2 separate regions of the Homo sapiens genome follow, and region 1 is linked to region 2. Evidence: read pairs that join two places in POLR2A ChIA-PET (ENCODE). Cell type or tissue: GM12878. All regions are shown on one strand. Links, peaks and the distances in the headings refer to the core of each region. The heading gives the core; the rest is flanking DNA. Region 1 holds the start of LOC101928447 (a long non-coding RNA gene). Region 2 overlaps LOC105371896 (a long non-coding RNA gene).

Region 1 (12,630 bases), core at 3,955-7,954, 120 kb before region 2:
GGGACAGGCCTGAGTTGCCTTGCTTTGCTTGCCTTCCTTCCTTCCTTTCTTTCTCTCTCTCTCTCCTTCCTTCCTTCCTTCTTTCCTTCCTTCCTTCTTTGCTTCCTTCCTTCTTTCCTTCCTTCCTTCTCTCTCTCTTCTTTCTCTCTCCCTTCTCTTTCTCGCTTTCTTTCGCTCTCTCCCTCCCTCCCTCCTTCCTTCCTTCTTTTTCTTTTTCAGAGTTTCACTCTTGTAGCCCAGCCTGGAGTGCAGTGAGCTGAGATTGCGCCACTGCACTCACTGCAACCTCCACCTCTCGGGTTCAAGCGATTCTCCTGCCTCAGCCTCCCAAGTAGCTGGGACTACAGGTGTGCACCACCACGCAAGGTTAATTTTTTTATTTTTAGTAGGGATGGGATTTCACCGCGTTGGTCAGGCTGATCTCGAACTCCTGACCTCAGGTGATTCTCCCCGCCTCAGCCTCCGAAAGTGCTGGGATTACAGGCGTGAGCCACCATGCCCAGCCTCCTGAGCTGCCTTTCTGATAGTTCCCCTCTATCTGCCCAGCTGGAAACTCTGGCTTTTGGATCTGGCTCTGCCAGTAAGTCATTGTGAGAATTAGGGTGCATCCTGCCACCCCCTATCCATGCCACCATGCTCTGCTGAGCACCAAGCATGTGCCATACCTGACTCCGGCCAGGTGCCACAGAGAACTGCACACTGCCCTCCCGGAGCTCCCAGTCCAGCAGGGGAGACACAGATGCTGCTGTGGTGAGTGGAGAGGTGGCAGACATCCACATAGGTCCCCCAGCAGGCAGTGCCCACGAGAAGCCAGCCTCACCTGTGCCACCGTCCTCAGAGCTGTGTCCTCTCTGTGCCTCATTTTCTTCAGCTATAGGTGACACTAGATGGCTCCTGAGGCCTCCTGCAGATGACAGGTGCTTGCTGCTGTCATTGAGGGGTACTCCAGCTGCTCCTGCCTCCCACAAAAGGGCAAACAGACAAACCCCACCTCCGGCTAGCACCCCTGAAGGAATCTGGGCCTGCAGCTCCTCAGGACCAGACTTGGAGCTGGGGTCTGCCAGAGGCCCAGCCAGCTGATGTGGTGTCTCCCAGAGCTCAGGGCCCAGCCAAGGTGCTTCCCCCAACAAACTTGAACCCCAGCCAGCAGCCAGGAGCCCCACAGTGGGCAGTCTGTGCTGGCAGCAGGCGAGGGGCACGGGTCCTGGGCAGGCAGGAACAGAGGCCCCCCGCACTTGTCCTCTGCCCTGGAGGCACTCACCAGGCTGCAGGGGTGAAGCAGGGAAAGGGATTGTGGTGGAGGTCATCCCCCAAACTGAGTTCTAGACCCACCAGCTCAAAGGGCTCAGGGTCAAGGGTGGACCATGGGATGTGGGCTTTCTGGAACTCTGGCCAGCTAGGGGCAGAGCGAGTGTCCGGGGACCCCCAGCCCCAACTCTGCTCCAGCCAGGCCCGCTCTTCTGTGAGAGAGGTGGCATTGCCAGAGCTGATGTTGGTTCAGGTACCAGCCTGGGGATCCCGATGTGTCTTACCAACCGCCTGCTCAAACAGAAGAGCCAAAAAGGCTGGCACAAGTTCTGCCAGGATGGCGATGCAGGGAGGACCCTCCCTCTGCAGGTGTCACCAGCCGCACTGAGAGAAAAGGCTCGCGCCTGAGTTTTAAGACCTGGGCTTGGATGGCACGGTGACACGCACCCCGCGGGCTGGTTTATTTTCCTCCTTCCCACCTCTTCACATCTCCTTCAGGTGCTAGACACGGAGAGGGCCAAGAGAACCACTTGGGAAGGGGACTGACAACCTCGCTGGCCATTGTATGGTCATCAATACCATGCGCCTGCTGTCCCGGGCTCTGGCAGGTGGGGTGTGTTGAGGATGCTGTGGGGGCCCAGAGCCCACACCTAACCCAGGTGGAGACCAGGACTGGGGACTCTGGAACTAAGTCCTGAAGGGCGTTACCCAGGTGAAGCGGGAGAGCGGGAGGGTGCTCATTCAAGGCAGAAGGCAGGGATTGGGACAGGAAGAGTGGAAATAGTGATTCTCAGTGGTGCATTAGTGTGACTGGTCACAGAGGGGAGGGGAGGGGAGAAGATGAGGGATGAGCAGGAGTCAGATCTTGATGGAGCTTAGGGGGCCCGAAGCTCCTCCTGTAGGCGAAGGAACTCATTGCAGTTAGCTGAGGAGTGGCCAGAGCGGCACTTGAAAAGGGTCACCCTGGCCCCTCATCTTCCCTAGCACTGAGAGGCTAGCAGCCCCTGGGCACACTGGTGGGGGTCCCACCTCCATGCCTTTGCTCACTCCCCGCCTTCTGCCTGAAACTCTTTTCCTCCCTGCACTCCTGCTGGATACCTGGGCCATCTGTTTGAAGAATCAAGTCAGGGGCTGGGTGCAGTGGCTCGTGCCTCTAATCCCAGCACTTCGGGAGGCTGAGGTGGGCAGACCACTTGAGATCAGGAGTTCGAGACCAGCCCAGGCAACATGGTGAAACCCTATCTCGTCTCTACTAAAAACACAAAAATTAGCCAGGCGTGATGGCAGGCACCTGTAGTCCCCAGCTACTGGGGAGGCTGAGGCAGGAGAATCGCTTGAACCTGGGAAGCGGAGGTTGCAGTGAGTTGAGATCGCACCACTGCACTCCAGCCTGGGCGACAGAACAAGACTCCATCTCAAAAATAAAAAATAAAAAAAAGAATCAACTCAGGGTAGTCCTGTTGGACATGGCAGATATATTATACACATGTATGTCTTCACTTCCGAAACCCCATGCAAGTGAAAAGTAAAGGGATTTTTTTTAAACAAAGCTGTATGACAAAAAGCCCTGTACAAGACTGTTCATAGCAGCTTTATTCACAATAGATCAAAATTGGAAACAACCCAGATATCCATCAAGAGGGGACTGGATAAACAAATAGCTACCATCAGCTGATGAAATACTACTCAGCCATGAAGAGGAACAAACTACTGATGCATGCAACAACATAGTTAAATTCCAAAACTAACATGCTGAGTGAAGGAAGCTGAACACAAAGTACAAACTGTCTGGTGCCATTCATAGGAAATTCTAGAACAGGCAAAACTGACCGATGGCAATAGAAATCAAATGAGTGGTTGCTTAGGGATGGGGTGATGGTAGGGATCCCCTGGAAAGGGGCATGAGGAAATTTTCTGTGTTTTGATATATATTTGTCAAAATGGTTTGAACAGTACACTTAAGATCAGCTCATTTAATTGTACATGAATTTTACCTCAATAAGAACAAAATAGGCCGGGCGCGGTGGCTCACGCCTTAATCCCAGCACTTTGGGAGGCCGAGGCGGGTGGATCACGAGGTCGGGAGTTCAAGACCAGCCTGACCAACATGACAAAACCCCATCTCTACCAAAAATACAAAAATTAGCCAGATGTGGTGGCACATGCCTGTAGTCCAGCTACATGGGAGGCTGAGGCAGGAGAATCACTTGAACCCAGGAGGCAGAGGCTGCAGTAAGCTGAGATTACACCACTTCACTCCAGCCTGGGTGAGACAGAGCCAGACTCCATCTCAAAAATAAAAAACAAAAAAACATGAATCCACAAGGAAAAAAAAATAAAAAACCAGAAGGGGAGATAACGTCTGATGAGAGATTTCAGCAAATCTAGGCTGAGAACACATGAAGATGAAGAGGAAGTGTCAGAGAGCAGAGGGGCCAGCTCCTGGGCAGGTATGCAGAAGGGGATACCAAAAGGAAGTTGAATGATTTTTCCCCCAGATTCTGCAAAAGGTCAGAACACAAAGCTGAAGTTTTTGCACTGAGCAGATCTCTAGCCCCCTGTCTTCCCCCTCCCTACAATGTTCCTCCCCAGCTCCAACCCCACTGAGATTGGGGTTTATTTTCTGGAGCAATTGAACTGGGTCCTGGACCAGGGGACACTAGGCACTTGTAGGTGGTAGGGATCAGACACTGGGGTGAAAACAAGGATATTAAGTGAAAGAAGTCTGCATCTTGAAAAACAAAACCCCAAACCCCTTCCTGGCTCAGCAGCCATCACGCCAGGCTCAAACCCTGTAGGGGTAAACTAGAAGATTTTTCTCTGAGCTAATAACATGACCTTGGAGGAAAGGTCTGCTGGTATTGATCATTAGAGCCCTCCTGCAAAAAGGCTAGGTTGTCCTACAATAAAGCCCAATAGTTGACCAACTGCCTCTACTTGCTGACCTTGTAGTTAGCTTTTTAGCACTTCAATTTAAAAAATGAATTTACAGCCAGTACGACTAGACATTTGAGAAAAACCTTCAACTTGAAAGTGAGAGCTTATGATAGGTAGCTCCAAAGTGAAAGAAAGAAAGCAAAACAAGAAAGAAAAAAGAGGCTGGGTGCAGTAGCTCATGCCTGTAATCCCAGCACTTTGGGAGGCCGAGGCGGGTGGATCACAAGGTCAGGAGATCGAGACCATCCTGGCTAACACGGTGAAACCCCATCTCTACTAAAAATACAAAAAATTAGCTGGGAGTGGTGGTGGGCGCCTGTAGTCGCAGCTACTCGGGATGCTGAGGCAGGAGAATCGCTTGAACCCAGGAGGCGGAGATTGCAGTAAGCCAAGATCACGCCATTGCACTCCAGCCTGGGTGACAGAGCGAGACTCCATCTCGAAAAAAAAAAAAAAAAAAGAGGAAGGAAGGAAGGAAGGAAGGAAGGAATCCTGACCTCAAGTGATCTACCCACCTTGGCCTCCCAAAGTGCTTGGATTACAGGCATAAGCCACCATGCCCAGCCTTTTTATTTTTCTTTTGAGACGGAGTCTTGCGCCTCTTGCCCAGGCTGGAGTACAGTGGCACAATCTCGGCTCACTGCAACCTCCGCCTCCTGGGTTCAAGCGATTCTCCTGTCTCAGCCTCCTGAGTAGCTGGGATTACAGGTGCGTGCCACCATGCCTGGCTAATTTTTGCATTTTTTAGTAGAGACGGGGTTTCGCCATGTTGGCCAGGCTGGTCTCGAACTCCTGACCTCAGGTGATCCACCTGCCTCTGCCTCCCAAAGTGCTGAGATTACAGGCATGAGCCACCATGCCTGGCCTATTTATGGATTTTTTAAAAGGTATTCATAGAGAATGGCATTGATAAGGATTTGTAAGACTTTTTGGGACATTTGTGAATAATCAGCTATAAGAGCACAAAAAATCTAAAAAATGACAAGAAATGAGGTAATTATTAACTCCTGCATCCTTTATGAAAGGACATATACTCAGAGTGCACTGCTGGGCTCTGCAGTGAGCAATATGCACCACGCCATGGCAATCACATGGTGTCTGGCTGTTTAACCAAAAATCTGACCAAATAGGAGGATAGAGGAGGGAATCGAGCCATATCCTTACCTTCTATGGCAGGAAGCCATTGGATAACATTCAAATAAATTGAAGATCCAGCGATGGTAGTATTAATTAGAAGCATAAGGCTGGGCATGGTGGCGCATGCCTGTAATCCCAGCACCTTGGGAGGCCAAGGTGGGCAGATCACTTGACGTCAGGAGTTCGAGACCAGCCTGTTCAACGTGGTGAAACCCCGTCTCTACCAAAAATACAAAATTTAGCTGGGCGTGGTGGTGCACACCTGTAATCCCAGCTACTTGGGATGCTGAGGCAGGAGAATTGCTTGAATCCAGGAGGCGAAGGTTGCAGTGAGCCAAGATAGTGTCACTGCACACCAGTTTGGGCGACACAGTGAGACTCCGTCCCAAAAAAAAAAAAAAAAAAAAGAACAGCAGGGATTATTTGAACCAGTGAAAGAACTGAAAGTGGTTGGTTATGGTTACCAGAGGAGCAGGACCTGAAGGAAGAGCTAGTGACCTTTTGTGTTTTTTTTTAAACTTTTTAACATACTAAGTCTTTTTAAGATTGATATTTATGGCCGGGTGCGGTGGCTTCCGCCTGTAATCCCAGCACTTTGGGAGGCCAAGGAGGGCGGATCACAAGGTCAGGAGATCGAGACCATCCTGGCTAACACGGTGAAACCCCGTCTCTACTAAAAATACAAAAAATTAGCTGGGCGTGGTGGTGGGCGCCTGTAGTCCCAGCTGCTCGGGAGGCTGAGGCAGGAGAATGGCGTGAACCCCGGAGGCGGAGCTTGCAGTGAGCCGAGATCGCGCCACTGCACTCCAGCCTGGGCGACAGAGCGAGACTCCATCTCAAAAAAGAAAAAAAAAAAGATTGATATTTATTCCAGGTGCATGTACTGTTATGATGTAAAAATTTTTCCTTAAAAAAAAAAAAAAAGCCAGGTGTGGTGGCTCACACCTGTAATCTGAGCACTTTCAGAGGCTGAGGCAGGAGGATCACTTGAGCCCAGGAGTTTGAGACCAGCCTGGGCAAACTGGTGAGACCCCATCTCCATAAAAAATTAAAAAAACAGCCAGGCGTGGTGGCATGTGCCTCTAGTCCCAGCTACTCGGGAGGCTGAGCTGGGAAGATTGCTTGAACCCAGGAAGTCGAGGCTGCAGTGATCTGTGATTGTGTCACTGCACTCCAGCCTGGGCAAGAGTGAGAGACTCAGTTTCAAAGAAAAAAAAAAAAAGAAAAAGAGAAAGAGACAGGGTGTGGTGGCTCACGCTTGTAATCCCAGCACTTTGGCAGGCCGAGGTGGGTGGATCACCTGAGGTCAGGAGTTCAAGACCAGCCTGGCCAACATGGTGAAACCCCATCTCTACTAAAAATACAAAACATTAGCCGGGCATGGTGGTGGACACCTGTAATCCCAGCTACTCGGGAGACTGAGGCAAGAGGATTGCTTGAACCCAGGAGGTGGAGGTTGCAGTGAGCCGAAATCACGCCACTGCACTCCAACCTGGGCGACAGAGTAAGATTCCATTAAAAAAAAAAAAAGAAAAGAAAAGAAAAGAAAAAGAATAGAAAAAGAAAAAAGAAAGGCCCAGTGGCTGTTAGGTAGAGAACATACTGGAGCGAGGGCAGTGGGCTGGGAGACAGCTGGCTGGGGGTGCCAGTCCCGAGTGGGGGTGCAGCGTGAGGAAGGCCCACGCAGGGAGAAGGGGAATCCAGCCAGGCATACGGAGAGTTTGAGGTGCCCATAGCATGTTTGAGGGGTGCCTGAGAGGCTTCTGGGTAATGAAGGAGGGTTCTAGGAGACTCAGCTTGGAAAAGGAACCATACCTCATGAGCAAAGCTCCGAGAACAGGATTCTTGCCTTGAAGCTGCAATGCCCAAACATTTTAGCCTCAGAGTCTGTGAGTCCTATGGGTAAGGCTGTGGGCTTCCCAGCTCGGTGGGTTAGAAAGGCTCCCCAAGACGAGGTCTCATTCCTTGTTGCCCCTCCCTGACTCAGCTCAAAGGTCTAAGGAACCAGGTCACCAGGTGAGTGACTGACCAGTATCCAGCAGCACCTGGGACCCTGGCCTTCCTCTCCTGCAGCTGAGAATCTCCGGCCTCCAGCTGCGTCCTGCGAGCTGGGTGCAGGTCAGCTACCCTGACCTCCCGGGGCCCCTGCCCCTCTCGGGGCTCCTGTCCCTCCTCTCTGCTCCTCTTGCTCCTGAGTGCCCTTCCAAGTTACTGCAGACCTGCTCCTCCACCGTTCCGCCCCTTACACCCCATAGTTCCGCACATTAGCCAGAGCTCCCCACACCCTCCGGTTCACCCTGGCGCGGCCCCACCACCTCCCCATCCTCTTCCTCTTCCCTCTCCAAGAAAGGGGCCGGCGCTTACCCTTCCTGCCTCCTCTGAGACCCTCTTCCTCCTGCTCTCACCAGGAGCTCTCTCAGCACTGCCAACCCCTCGGGGTCACCCGTACCCCTTCTTTCCTTCAAACACCCCCAGGCCTCCCATCTTAAAGCTCTCCTTGGGTCTGCCCTCACCCCTGTCCGCACCCCTCTCCTTTCTTTCTCCCCATTTGGAGCTGGAGTTTGCTGCCTGCTCTCACTCTCCCCGCACCCCACCAACTGCACTAAGGACACAGCCCCATGGGAGGCCGCCGGGACCTCCAGGGCCAATGCCGGCTTCCGCTGCCCCCACTCAGGCTGCCCTGCGGCGCTCAGCACTGTGGGCGCTCCCTTCAGGGGGTGGGGAACAGGTGTGTGAGCGCAGTGGCTCCCCCTGCCCGAGTTCCCAGGCGTCCTCCCGCTCCCTCTCGGCTTTGCCTCCTCCTCCCTGGTCCCCTGGTTTCCTAGTGGTGGTCCTCGTTCTCCGCTACCCTCCCTCTGTTCTCACTTCCACACGAGAGGCCCCCAAATCCACAGGGTCAACAGCCTGCCCCCCTCGCTCAATTCCAGAACGGGGCAGCAATGGGGCTTTCCTCCAAGTTCTCCCTGGGCTGCAATGCCTTCTACCTCTGCACACCCTTGGGTCAAACCACTGCCTCCAGAGGCCTCGGGAATGTTCCCAGCCCAGGGACTGGAGAACCCCTGGGTGTTGACTATCTGGCTTCTCGGCTGCTTTTCTATCTTGTGTTGATCTGCCAGCCAGCACATATATTCATTCATCTATTCAAAAAATACTTAACACGTTGGGGGCTGTGATGCTTCAAAGGTAGGAATCACCAAGACAGGCCATCTTCCCACAGGGGTCTGCAGACCTGTGGGCTTAGTAGGTAGGGTCTGTATCCCAGTCCACCCCTCCTTTTCCCCTGCCCAACTCATGGGCACAGTTCACTCGAAGGAAATTGAAGGCACTCTGTTGCTCAGTGGGGATGGGGACAGGGCTTGGTACCCAGGGTTAGGCAGGAAGAGAGGCAGGGCAGCTGGTAGGGGTGTGCGGGGCTGTAGACGGAGCCTGTGGGTGGCTGGGCAAGGGGAGAGCTGTGGGCAGCTGCCCCACCTCAACTTAATTCCCTGGGCAAACAGCAGCATTGGGAGGCCTGCCCACCGCAATCCCGCTGCGGTTCTGGCTTCAAAGGGCCCTGGGGGCTGTGGGCGGGGTGGGCTTCGTGGAGGTATGCACACCCTCTCCAATTCCTGGAACTCCTACTTTCCTGGGAGCGCGGGTCCTGGGGCTCAGACCTCTCTGTCCTCAGAACAGGGTGGTGCGGCCCAAGGGCAGGTGAGGGGCTGGTGGGAGTCAGTTCAGGGCTGTACTGGAAGGCTATCAGGGGCCAGTAGGGAGACCCTCATCCCCGACAGCCCCTTCCGTTACGGTCCCCCAACCTCTCCTTGCCCTGCCAGCTCAGGCTGGCTGGCTTCTGGGGGACAATGTCCTTCCAGTTGGCCCCTGCCAACTTCTGACGCAGGCAGGGAAGGTTCAAGCCCCAGCATGCCCAGAAGCTTTGACCTGCTCACCTGGGAGCCACAGAGTGGGGCAGACACAGGTGCCCCGGGAAGAATGCAGCCCCTGAGGGCCTTCTGCGCTTCACCTGCTCCTCAGCTCACACCAGTCAGCGAGGCTTTGGCATGCGGGGGCCCATAAAGCCCCCTCCCCTGCCCGAGGTGCCGCCCCCATCCTCCCCCCCCGCCCGCCCCGGTCACCTGTGTTTTCCTCCTCACCAAACAAGAATGTGTCAGCAGGGCCCGGGCTCCTCCCCCACCCCATTGTTAACAAGGCCGGCTCGGCGGCCCCTTCCCACATCCCCACCCCCGACAGGCCCAGGCCTGCCCCAAGGGACCAGCCCACTGCCCCCTGCCGGGAGCGCACCTACACCTATTTACCTTTGGGCCTCAGCCCAGGAGGGAGCTGCACCTGACCCTCCACCGCCCCGCCTTCTTTCCTGCCCTCCAGCTCACCCTCTTCCGGCAAGTCTGGGTCCTGGGGCGGGGGAGGAGGTGGAGAACCATTCCTGACTCCTGCCCCAGATGGAGCTCAGCTCTGCAGGGGGCCTGGTCAGTTTGTCCCAGCGGAGCATAAAGTGCAGGGTTGAGGGGGATCCCTGGGGACCTTCCAGACCTGAGAGTCACTGGGCCCTGGGTGGCCTGTCCTATTTAACAGGATGTGCCCTGGGCAGGGACGGGGAGCCATCCAAGGTCTGAGCTCCTGGCCTTTCCTCCCACATCCTGGCCCTCCCCGCTCTCTCCATCACATTCCTAGCTGGGGGATACAGCTGGAAGACAGAATGGGGAAGAGGCTGGACATTCTGGGACAGAAGGGTGGCTCCGTGCTTTGGGAACAGGCTTTCCCCAACACTTAAAATGAGGTGGGGCTGGGCGTGGTGGCTCACTCCTGTAATCCCAGCACTTTGGGAGCCCAAGGCGGGCGGATCACTTGAGGATCCAGCCTGGCTAACATGGTGAAACCCCGTCTCTACTAAAAATACAAAATTATTTGGGCATGGTGGTGCACGCCTGTTATCCCAGCTACTCAGGAGGCTGAGGCAGGAGAATCGCTTGAACCTGGGAGGCGGAGGTTGCAGTGAGCCGAGTTTGTGCCACTGCACTCCAGCCTGAGCGACAAAGCAAGACTCTGTCTCAAAACAAAACAAAAGAGGTGGTTCAGGCAGGGGCTGTCACGTGCAGCAGGGGCTGGTTACCCCAAAAGTGGAGATTGCAGGTTAGAATGAAAGGAGATGAGGAACCGGCCAGGGAACTTGAGTTATGAGCTCAAAGCCACACAGCTCCAAAGAGATAGGACAGTGAATGAACGGTGATCTCGGATTGGGATGCTGGCACAGGGAGGAGCGTGACGGGGCAATCTGCAAAGTTTGAATGGGGTCCGTGGATTAGATGGGATTACCAGGCCAATGTTAATTTCCTGTTTTGTGTTGTTTTGTCTTGAGACAGGATGTCACTCTGCCACCCCTGCAGGAATGTAGTGGTGCAATCAGAGCTCACTGAAGCCTTGACCTCCTGGGTTCAGCTCAGGCGATTCTCCTGCTTCAGCCTCCTGTGTAGAGAGTAGCTGGGACCACAGATGCACACCACCATGCCTGGCTAATTTTAAAAATTATCTGTAGAGGTCGGGTGCGGTGGCTCACGCCTGTAATCCCAGCACTTTGGGAGGCCGAGGCAGGCGAATCATGAGGTCAGGAGATCGAGGCCATCCTGGATAACACGGTGAAACCCCGTCTTTACTAAAAATACAAAAGCTTAGCCAGGCGTGGTGGTGGGCACCTGTAGTCCCAGCTACTCGGGAGGCTGAGGCAGGAGAATGGCGTGAACCTGGGAGGCGGAGCTTGCAGTGAGCCGAGATCGCGCCACTGCACTCCAGCCTGGGCACAGAACGAGACTCCGTCTCAAATCAAAACAACAACAACAACAAAACAAACAAACAAAATCCAGAAGTGCCCTTGTTTTAAGGAAATACTTACTGAAGTATTTAGTGGTATGGGGAGTCAGGTCTTCAACGTACTGTCAAATGGTGCAAAACATATTTTGGTTGGGATTACATTGAACCTGGAAATAAATAAGAGGTAAATGGGCTGGGTGAGGTGGCTCACGCCTGTAATCCCAGCACTTTGGGAGGCTGAGGTGGGTGGATCACTTGAGGTCAGAAGTTTGAGACCAGCCTGGCCAACGTGGTAAAACCCCATCTCTACTAAAACTACAAAAATTAGCCGGGCGTGGCGGCGGGCGCCTGTAGTCCCAGCTACTCGGGAGGCTGAGGCAAGAGAATTGCTTGAACCCGGTGGGGCGGGGCGCACAGGTTGCAGTGAGCTGAGATCGCGCCGCTGCACTCCAGTATGGGCGACAGAGCCAGACGACTCAAAAAAAGAAGAAAAAAAAAGAGGTAAATGAACATCTTTTTACGAAAAAGCCACCCCACTGAGGGGCAAGGCAGGGGTGAATAGGAGTGAGGAGCTCCTAGCCCACACTCTCGCCACTCCCCAGCTTGGCCTGCTGAAAGTCATGCCCTCTCCAGGGCCCCCTCTCGGTTTTGCCGCACATTGGAAACATCTGGGGACCTTACAAATGCTGATGCCTGGGTCCCACCCCGGAAATTCTGGTCTAATTGGTCCAGGGTGCAGCCCAGCAGTGGGATTTTTCAGGAGCCTCCAGGTGACTGTCAAGCTGGGGCAAACCTCGATCTGCTTCTCAGGCCTGGTGCTCCCCCAGTGGGGTGTCCTGCCTGCCCCAGACATTGCCCCCCTTCCCCCCAGCACAGGCCTGGGGCACACAGCTACACGCCCAGCCTGTCAGTCCAAAGCTGGAGGCTGATCCTGTGGGGAGAAGGCTGGAGCCCAGCTTGTTCCCCCATTGCTGGGGTCCATGGAGAGGAAGGGGGCGGACAGTGGGGAAAAGGAGAGGGGAGTTGCTTGCGGGGTGAAGGGAATTGGGGCAGCCCTCAGCCTGCCTTCCTGGACCCTGCAGGCTGCGTGCCCTCCTGCAGTATTTAGAATAATTAGCAAGTGAAAGCAGCCGGTTAGCAGGGGAATGCCAGGTTGGCCTAGAGCCAACCCCGAGGACGAAGAAAGAAAGGGGCTTTGGGAGAAAGGGGTCCGTGGAGGCTGGGCAGGAATGCTTGGGACGTTGCCTGTTTGTGCCCCTGTGTGTGTGCGCCCGTGTGCGAGGAAGTGGCTTTCTGGAGGCGTCGTGCACCCATGAGGGTGTATATGTGGCGGGGACTGAGTTGGAAGGTGGCTCCCGGGCAAAGCAAGGGGGGCGGGGGATTGAAAGGTGCTGGCTGAGTGTCACCCAGACACAAATTTCCCATGCCTCAGTTTCCCCATCAGAACTCCGGTAGTCTGGTTCCTGCCAGTGTAGGTGGGAGGGGTGGGTCTGAGCTCACTCC
Region 2 (9,160 bases), core at 693-4,692:
GGCTCTCTGTAGAGGAAAATAATCTTGTCCATTAGGAAATCCGCAATCAGGCTTTCATATTTTGCTTTTTGCTGAGTGTGAATTCCTCATTGTTAATTTCGTCCTCCACTCTGGGCTGCCAATAAAGAAGAGTTGTTCAAATGGATGCAGACTCCAGTCCAGTTTGTAGCCTATTAATCTATTTTTCAAGTTAAGACTAAAATGAAAGATGATGTTTACACGGCCCAATGTGTTGGGGATAAGGCGAAGTGAGTGGGGCACCCAGAATGTCAACTTTAAGTTCTCATTCTCAGCCACGCACAGTGGCTCACACCTGTAATCCCAGCACTTTGGGAGGCCAAGATGGGCGGATCACGAGGTCAAGAGATCGAGACCATCCTGGCCAACCCCATCTTTACTAAAAATACAAAAATTAGCTGGGCATGGTGGCACGCACCTGTAGTCCCAGCTACTCGGGAGGCTGAGCCAGGAGAATCGCTTGAACCCGGGAGGCGGAGTTTGCACTGAGCTGATATCAGGCCACTGCACTCCAGCCTGGCAACAGAGCAGGACACCATCTCAAAAAAAAGAACAGTTCTTACTCTCAGTGTCATGCAATTGCCTCACCTGCCTCACTCTGGTTCCAGCCCTGCTGCCCAGGCATCTGGCATTGGAGAAATGAGGGGCCCAAGACTCTATTTATGTTTACAGACTAGTTTGAAGAAATTGGGAGAGTCTGTTCTATTTTTTGTTGTTTCTATCAAATACCAGACCTTGTAAGCTTGGTTCTACCTGTTCACTTCTGCCTTCATTCTCTTCCTTGTTGGTCCTGCTCTTCTTTTGGCTTTGAGCTCACTCCACCTGGGACTACACATTCTGCATCCTAAAGTTGGTGTAAAAAGAATGTGCGGGCTGGGTGCAGTGGCCCACGCCTGTAATCCCAGCACTTTGGGAGGCCGAGGCAGATGTATCACCTGAGGTCAGGAGTTTGAGACCATCCTGGCCAACATGGTGAAACCCCGTTTCTACTAAAAATACAAAAATTAGCCAGGCGTGGTGGCACACGCCTGTAATCCCAGCTACTCGGGAGGCTGAGGCAGGAGAATCGCTTGAACCAGTGAAGCGGAGGTTGAAGCGAGTCCAGATTGCGCCACTGCACTCCAGCCTGGGGCCACAGAAGGAGACTGCGTCTCAAAAAAAAAAAAAAAAAAAGTGTGAGGCTAACATTTCAGCTTGGCAGGGCAGGCCTGGTAGCTCACACCTGTAATCCCAGTGCTTTGGGAGGCTGAGGTGGGAGGATTGCCTGAGCCCAGGAGTTCAGCACCAGCCTGGGCAACATAGTGAGATCCTATCTCTACAAAAAAAATATTTAAAAATTAGCTGTGCAGGCCAGGCGCGGTGGCTCATGCCTGCAATCCCAGCACTGGGAGGCTGACGCGGGTGGATCACGAGGTCAGTAGCTCAAGACCAGCCTGCCCAACATGGTGAAACCCTGTCTCTACTACAAATACAAAAATTAGCCAGGCGTGATGGCGCGCGCCTGTAATCCCAGCTACTCAGGAGGCTGAGGCAAAAGAATTGCTTGAACCCGGGAGGTGGAGGTTGCAGTGAGCAGAGATGGCGCCACTGCACTCCAGCCTGGGTGACAGAGCAAGACCCTGTCTCGAAAAAAGGAAAAAAAAGAACATTTCAGCCCAGCATCGACTCCAGCTGCCCTTCTTGGAGAAACAGACCAGACCAAATAGGCACAAAGCCCAGCGTCTGCCTCTTGCTACCTAGAAAAGGTAGAATGTGGAAGCGGCAGCGTGGTGACAGCCCCAAACCTTTCTTTAACAAAACAAATACTCACCTGCGGTTACTTAGATCAAAAGAAGAAAATAACAAACAGGGTTTCTTGAAAATGCCTGTCCTGGCTAGATGGTCAGATTTGGAAGGAATCTCAAAGGTACAGCCCCTCCCCTGACAGATGAGGCAGCTGCAACCTCTACAGGGTAAGGGGCTTGCCCAAGACCATACAAGTGGTAGCCATAGCTCAGAACCCAGGGATCCCTGGCTCCCTGTGCACTGGGTCTTGATATGGGAAGCTGGTGCTATGCTGGTTTTATCTCTCTCTGTCTCTCCTTGGTGAGCCATCTCCTACAGCTGTCATAAGAGGACAAGCCGACTTGAGGTTGAGCTCTGAAGCTCAACACAAGTGCACACACGTGTTCAGCTGTTGCAATATCAGTGTGAGCATGCAATCAACTGCACTCACAGGAAAGTTGTCTGTAACTGTGCTCAAGTCAGAATCAGAAAACCACTGAGCTCCTCTCAGCTGGAGACTCCCTGCACCCTCCCTCTGCTCTTCTGAAACTGGAGCTGAGGTCAGGGCTGCAGAACTGAACTGATCAACCAGTCACCTAACTCCTCCCAGGCACAGGAACCAAAGGGCTGCTGAGAAAAGAGAAATGAGAGGCCACTGAGGGTTAGGAGATCAGATTCTTAGCAAGTAGGTTAAAAGTGCCGTATGCATGCTAATAGTGTGTCCAGCTAAAGTCTGAGTGCCAGCCAAAGTCCACTACAGACAAGCAATTTGTTTACAATGACACATTTATTTCTGAGCAAATTGCTTGTTTATTTATGTGATAACTACTATCCTATTAGGGTATTTCAAAGACTGTGTGTTGATCCTGACAAAGTAATAAACAGAAATACCACTCACTGTTATGGTTCTCACAGTAAGCTATTGGAAGCCTTAGGTCTTTTTTACGCACCATGAGGTATATATTTATTACATTGTTAGCCGTATCCTGTTATCTTTTTTTTTTTTTTTAAGATGGAGTCTCTCTGTCACCCAGGCTAGAGTGCACTGGCCTGATCTCGGCTCACTGCAACCTCCACCTCCCAGGTTCAAGCGATTCTCCTGCCTCAGCCTCCTGAGTAGCTGGGACTACAGGCGCACGCCACCATGCCCAGCTAATTTCTGTATTTTTAGCAGAGACGAGGTTTCACCATGTTAGCGGGGCTGGTCTTGAACTCCTGACCTCAAGTGATCCACCTGCCTCGGCCTCCCAATGTGCTTGGATTACAGGCGTGAGCCACCACGCCTGGCCCTGTTATCTTTTATTTTATTATTATTTTTTATAATAATAATATATAATAAATATCTTTGTTTATAAAGATATAAATATAATAAATATAATAAACATATTTATTTTTTGTTGTTGTTGTTGTTGAGACAGAGTCTCATTCTGTCGCCCAGGCTGGAGTAAAGTGGCACGATCTTGGTTCACTGCAACCTCCGCCTCCCTGATTCAAGAGATACTCATGCCTCAGCCTCCCAAGTAGCTAGCTAGGATTGTAGGCATGCGCCACCACGCCCAGCTAACTTTTTGTATTTTTAGTAGAGACGGGGTTTCACCATGTTGGCCAGGCCAGGCTTAAACTCCTAGCCTCAGGTGATCCACCTGCCTCGGCCTCCCGAAGTGCTGGGATTACATGAGTGAGCCACTGTGCCTGGCCCCTGTTATCTTTTATATTCCAAGATGAAATCTGTGTATGAAAAGAGGTCTGGTAATTTCATTAGCTTCCTCTCTGGTTTTCCTATTTTCCTACCTCTTGGTCTTCCTTCCCCTTATCCATTCTCTAAATTATTCTCAGGTTAGCGTCACCAATATACAGCTGTCATCATGTTACTCCCTTATCTATATACTTTCAGTGGCTCCCTGTTACCTTACAGAAGACAGGTGCTTCATCCCTGAGCCCTTTCCTCTCTCTGCTTCCCAATAAACACCTGCTCATACCCCAAATGCAGCTTATCATTCCTGCTCATGTATGAGTTTTTTGTTTTTGTTTTGTTTTGAGACAAGGTCTTGCTCTGTCACCCAGGCTGGAGTGCAGTGATGCAATCACGGCTCACTGCAGCCTCCACCTCTCGGGATCAAGCGATCCTCCCACTTCAGCCTACCGAGTAGTTGGAACTACCAGCATACAGAACCACTCCCAGCTAATTTTTGTATTTTTGGTAGACACAAAACCCCTTTTATAGAAGGAGTTTCGCCATGTTGCCCAGGCTGGTCTCAAACTCCTGGGCTCAAGCGATCCACCTACCTTAGCCTCCCAAAGTGCTGGAATTACAGGCGTGAACCACTGCGTGTGGCTCCCGCTCATGTTTTTGCTCACAAAAAAACCCTTCCACTTGTGCCCTTTCCATTCCTGTCTGCCAAGGTGAATTCCACTCAGCTGAAATCCTGCCTCTTCCATGAAGCCGCCTCTGAGAACTGCTGCCAATAGGTGGCTCTTCTTTCTCAGAAGTTCTATTGCATGAATTATTTTCAGTATAACTTGATATTTATGTGCAAGATGCCCTCAGTCTACAAAGGCAAAAGACATATACAGTTGTCCCTCTGTATCTATGGGGGATTGGCGCTAGATACCAAAATCCTTGGATGCTCAAGTCCCTGATATGAAATGGCACAGTATTTGCATACAACCTACTATGCACAATGTCGGGTAGGCTTTAAATCATCTCTAGATTACTTATAATACCAAATACAATTCAAATAGTTGTATTACCTTTTATTGTATTATTTTTCATTGTTTCTTTTCTAATTTTTTTTTTTTTTTAAACAGAGTCTCGCTCTGTCAACCAGTCTGGAATGCAGTGTCACAATCTCGGCTCACTGCAACCTCTGCCTCCTGGGTTCAAGCGATTCTCCTGCCTCAGCCTCCCGACTAGCTGAGATTATAGACATGCGCCATCACGCCTGGCTAGTTTTTGTATTTTTGGTAGAGATGGGGTTTCACCATGTTGGCCAGACTGGTCTCAAACTCCTGACCTCAGGTGATCTGCCCACCTTGGCCTCCCAGAGTGCTGGGATTACAGATATGAGCCACTGCGCTCAGCCTCTTTTCTAATGTTTTTGATCCATGGTTGATTGGATCCATGGATATGGAACTCAGGGACTTGAAGGATCAACTTCATAAAGCTCTAGAGTCAAACAGAGCAAAGTTCAAAATCCAGGTCTTCCATTATTGGCTGTGTATCTGGGAAAGTTCTTTGACTTCTCTGAGTTCATTTATGCTTCATCCATGAGAACATCTAAGAGCTCTTTGAACATTAAGTTAGCCAAAGCATGTGCAGCCCTCACACAGTTCCTGACATACAGCGGGTGCTCAATGAATGCTAACTTTTTTAATTAAAAAAAAAAAAAAGCTGGCTGGGCATGATGGCTCATGCCTGTAATCCCAGCACTTTGGGAGGCAGAGGCAGGCGGATCACTTGAGGCCAGGAGTTCAAGACCAGCCTGGCCAACATGGTGAAACCGCTTCTCTACTAAAAATACAAAAATTAGCTGCATGTGGTGGTGGGTGCCTGTAATCCCAGCTACTTGAGAGGCTGAGGCAGGAGAATTGCATGAACCCGGGAGGCAGAGGTTGCAGTGACCCGAGATCGCACCACTGCACTCCAGCCTGGGTGACAGAGCGAGACTCCATCTCAAAAGCAAAAACAAAGCAAAAAAAATCCCTTCTTTAACAAAGAGATTAGCTTCCAAAAAAATAATTTTTAAGGCTAGGCGTGGTGGCTCACGCCTGTAATCCCAGCACTTTGGGAGGCCGAGGCAAGCAGATCACGAGGTCAGGAGATCGAGACCATCCTGGCCAACATGGTGAAACCCCATCTCTACTAAAAATACAAAAAAAAATTAGCCAGGTGTGGTGGCGGGCACCTGTAGTCCCAGCTACTTGGGAGGCTGAGGCAGGAGAATGGTGTGAACCCAGGAGGCAGAGCTTGCAGTGAGCCGAGATTGAGCCACTGCACTCCAGCCTGGGTGACAGTGAGAGACTCCGTCTCAAATAATAATAATAATAATAATTTTAAAGTCAGAGTTTCTGGATTTCCAAGTCAGGATATGTATTTGAGAGTCTGCCCAAGATGAAACCGAGGTCCACGCACTTCCCATACCAGGTGAAGGCAGAGCCCAGGGGTTTCGATTTCCTGAGACATCACTTTTCTGTGTTCATTGAAACTCAAAATGCCAGAAACATGTCTCCCTTATCACGTGTGGTGGCTGCTAAAGGGCCAGAGAAAAAGATAGCCCAGCCCTGCTCCTTCTTAACAAAGTACTGCCAACAAGTCACTGCACTAGAAGAAAGCAAGGCCCCTAATCGGCCCTCTTGCCCCTGCTGTCTGGATTAGCCATCTGTGGACGTGTGTGGTGTGTGTATTTGCGGATGTGTGTATTTGTGGGTCAGAGTTTGTCTGCCATTGTTTTGGGGGGTTTGCTTTTTGTTTTGAGATACGGTCACCAGGCTGGAATACAGTGGCATGAACGTGGCCCACAGCAGCCTCGACCTCCTGTGCTCAGGCGATCCTCCCACCTCAGCCTCCTGAGGAGCTGGGACTAAAGTGCGCCACCACACCCGGCTATTTTTTTTAAGAGATAGGGTCTCACTATGTTGCCCAGGTTGGTCTCGAACTCCTGGGCTCAGGTGATCCTCCCGCCTCAGCCTCCCAAAGTGCTGGAATTATAGGCGTGAGCCACCGTGCACGGCCTTCTGCCATTGTTAACTTCTCACTTAAGTGCCATTTGCTAACTAGAAAGAATGTTCAAGTTCACTGAGTTGGGGCCAGCTCTCCAGGGCTCATAGTTCAGGAATTTTGCCAGCCAGTTGTTAAATTGTTGGTAGCGTAATGGGAGTATTTACAACACAGAAACCATCAAATGCTGCAAATCACAGCTTCCTCCCATTCTCCAGAGCCAGTTTACCAGCATACCCCTGGTCTTAGGTTTCTTCTAATCCCCCAGAAGGGCTGGGTACATTGCTTCCCATATAGAAAGTGCTCACTAAATGAATGACTATTTAGTTGTTGTTGTTGTTGTTGTTTTGAGACGGAGTCTCCCTCTGTAGCCCAGGCTGATGTGCAATGGCGCAATCTTGACTCACTGCAACCTCTGCCTCCCAGGTTCAAGTGATTCTCCTGCCTCAGCCTCCCGAATAGCTGGGATTACAGGTGAATGCCACCATGCCCAGCTAATTTTTGTATTTTTAGTAGAGATAGGGTTTCACCATGCTGGTAAGGCTGGTCTTGAACTCCTGACCTCAGGTGATCCACCTGCCTTGGCCTCCCAAAGTGCTGGGATTATAGGCGTGAACCACCGAGCCCAGCCAAGAATAGTCATTTTTGAGCAATGACTCTGTCCAAGCACTTTGGAATGCGTTGTCACCCGAGCTGGAGTGCAGTGGTGTGATCACAGTTCACTGCAGTCTCAACCTCCTGGGCTCAAGCGATCCTCCCACCTGAGCCTCATTTAATCTTCAAAACAACCCTAAGAGATAAGTATTATTGTTCCCACTTCCCAGATGAGGAAACTGGAACTCAAGTAGGCACAGGGAGCAGGAACTGGCCCCAGGTTCTTCCAGGTTCAAAGTCCTACATTTTACCCATGGATCATCATCTCACCAGCCTCTGTGGGGAAAGCCTGCCTGGGTGCCAGCCCTACTGCCCACCAAGCTAGCGGAGTGATTCTCCCAGGGTGGTGCCAGTGACAAAGGGCAATGCATGGGGACGTCTCCATCATTGTCACACCACCACCTCCACCTTCACTGTGCCTCTCTCTAGGTTTAATCTTTCTTCCTTTTCCTCCTCACTTCCCTCTGTATTATCAATCTCCTTCCTGTATCGGGACTATTTCCTCAACAGGCCCGGGGAAGCTCTTGTCTATGGAAGTCCTCTTTGGCCTTAAGCTTCCCTCTAAGAGCTCCAGCAGATGAGTAACCTGTCCTCCTGCAAACACTGCCATGAAGTGCGTAGGCAGCTGCCTGCCTTCAGGGCTGGATGGACACCCTGTTTCCTTGCTCAATCCCTTCTGATGACTGGACTCTGTACACAGTGTGGTCAGTGGGTCAGCTCTGATCTGGAAGCTCCCAAAGGCAGGACACAAGATTTTCTCTGACTGTTCCCAGGCCCCAGGGCGTGTTGGGCACGGGAGCGTGTGGCACGGATGTTGTTCGTGATGAGGCATATTCTAGTGGTTTCCCAATTCGGTTGTGTACAACCCAGTGCTCTAGTGTTCAGTAAATACTTCCTTCCTCTTTAGGCAGAACACTGGCTCTGTGTTTTATTAACAGCACCTCATGCCTGGCCCAAAGAATGATTTGTGTGGCTTGGGCTGTTGGGGTCAGAAATGGCATTCATTCATCATTCACTCTGGAGGTGCTGTGTTTCTGAAGGAGAAGGGGACCTATCCTGGCAAACAAATCAGGGGCTTTATGGTAAACAAACTCCTCTCTTCCCAGCACTTGTTTCTTGCTCTCTGTTTTTGATTTTCTCTCTCTTTCACTTTTTTTTTTTTTTCACTATACCCGGGCTTCCTGAGTTCCTGACAATTTCTAAAGCCTCAAGCATGATCTCATCAGAAACTCTGGCTTCTTTTAACATTTCTTTCCCTTCTGCTGAGTCCTAGTCCATTTAAATTTCCTCTGTGACTCTGGGAATTTTTTTTCCTTGAGACACAGTCTCGCTCTTGTTGCCCAGGCTGGAAGTGCAATGGGCTGATCTCAGCTCACTGCAATCTCTGCCTCCCAAGTTAAAGCGATTCTCCTGCCTCAGTCTCCCAAGTAGCTGGGACTACAGGCATGCACCACCATGCCCGGCTGATTTTGTATTTTTAACAGAGACGGGGTTTCACCATATTGGTCAGACTGACCTCAAACTCCTGACCTCAAATGATCCGCCCACCTCGGCCTCCCAAAGTGCTGAGATTACAGGCGTGAGCCACCGCGCCCAGCCGGACTCTGGGATTTAAAGATAACCAAGTGAAAATAGGTTCATCCTCTTTGACTCACAGCCTGGCTGCCTGTGGAGGCAATGAGGAGCTGACATTCACCTGACCCCCGTCCTCTACTTTCGGGTATGCAGAGGCTCTCTTTTGCTGCCCGCGTCAAGTTAGAAGAGGCCACATGATTCTTCGGGACAGTGAACCATGAACAAAGGTGTACTGCAGTCATGTGTTGCTTAAAGACCCGTATACGCTCCGAGAAATGCGTCATTAGGCGATTCTGTCGTCGTGTGAACATTCTAGAGTGTACTCACACACACCTAAATGGGCTAGCCTACCACACACCTAGGCCATGTGGCATAGCCATTGCTCCCAGGCTACAAACCTATCCAGCATGTTACTATACTAAATACTGTAGG

Evidence for each region. ChIA-PET counts read pairs that join two places held together with the same protein. Peaks named below come from ENCODE experiments on the same cell type or tissue, not always from the same donor. Only the 100,000 strongest peaks of a DNase experiment are listed, where the experiment ranks them.
Region 1: POLR2A ChIA-PET joins it to region 2 with 5 read pairs; 9 of 35 experiments call an interaction of 5 or more read pairs at or near these places.

What each region holds. Positions count from the first base shown.
Region 1 is chr17:76,123,170-76,135,799 of GRCh38, forward strand. LOC101928447 (a long non-coding RNA gene) reads right to left here and starts at 9,351. Exons shown (of 4, transcript XR_001753019.2): 1 at 9,252-9,351; 2 at 821-955. RefSeq lists enhancers at 8,571-9,232, 9,233-9,892, 9,459-9,753 and a silencer at 9,459-9,753. In GM12878, for the core only: no CTCF peak of the experiment used is centred there; no DNase peak of the experiment used is centred there.
Region 2 is chr17:76,244,380-76,253,539 of GRCh38, forward strand. LOC105371896 (a long non-coding RNA gene) reads right to left here. Exons shown (of 6, transcript XR_007065913.1): 6 at 1-115. Among named protein-coding and RNA genes, the nearest start is that of RNF157, 8.5 kb to the left of the region's middle. RefSeq lists an enhancer at 7,731-7,800. In GM12878, for the core only: no CTCF peak of the experiment used is centred there; a DNase peak (open chromatin) is centred at 2,312; H3K27ac peaks cover 1,869 bases.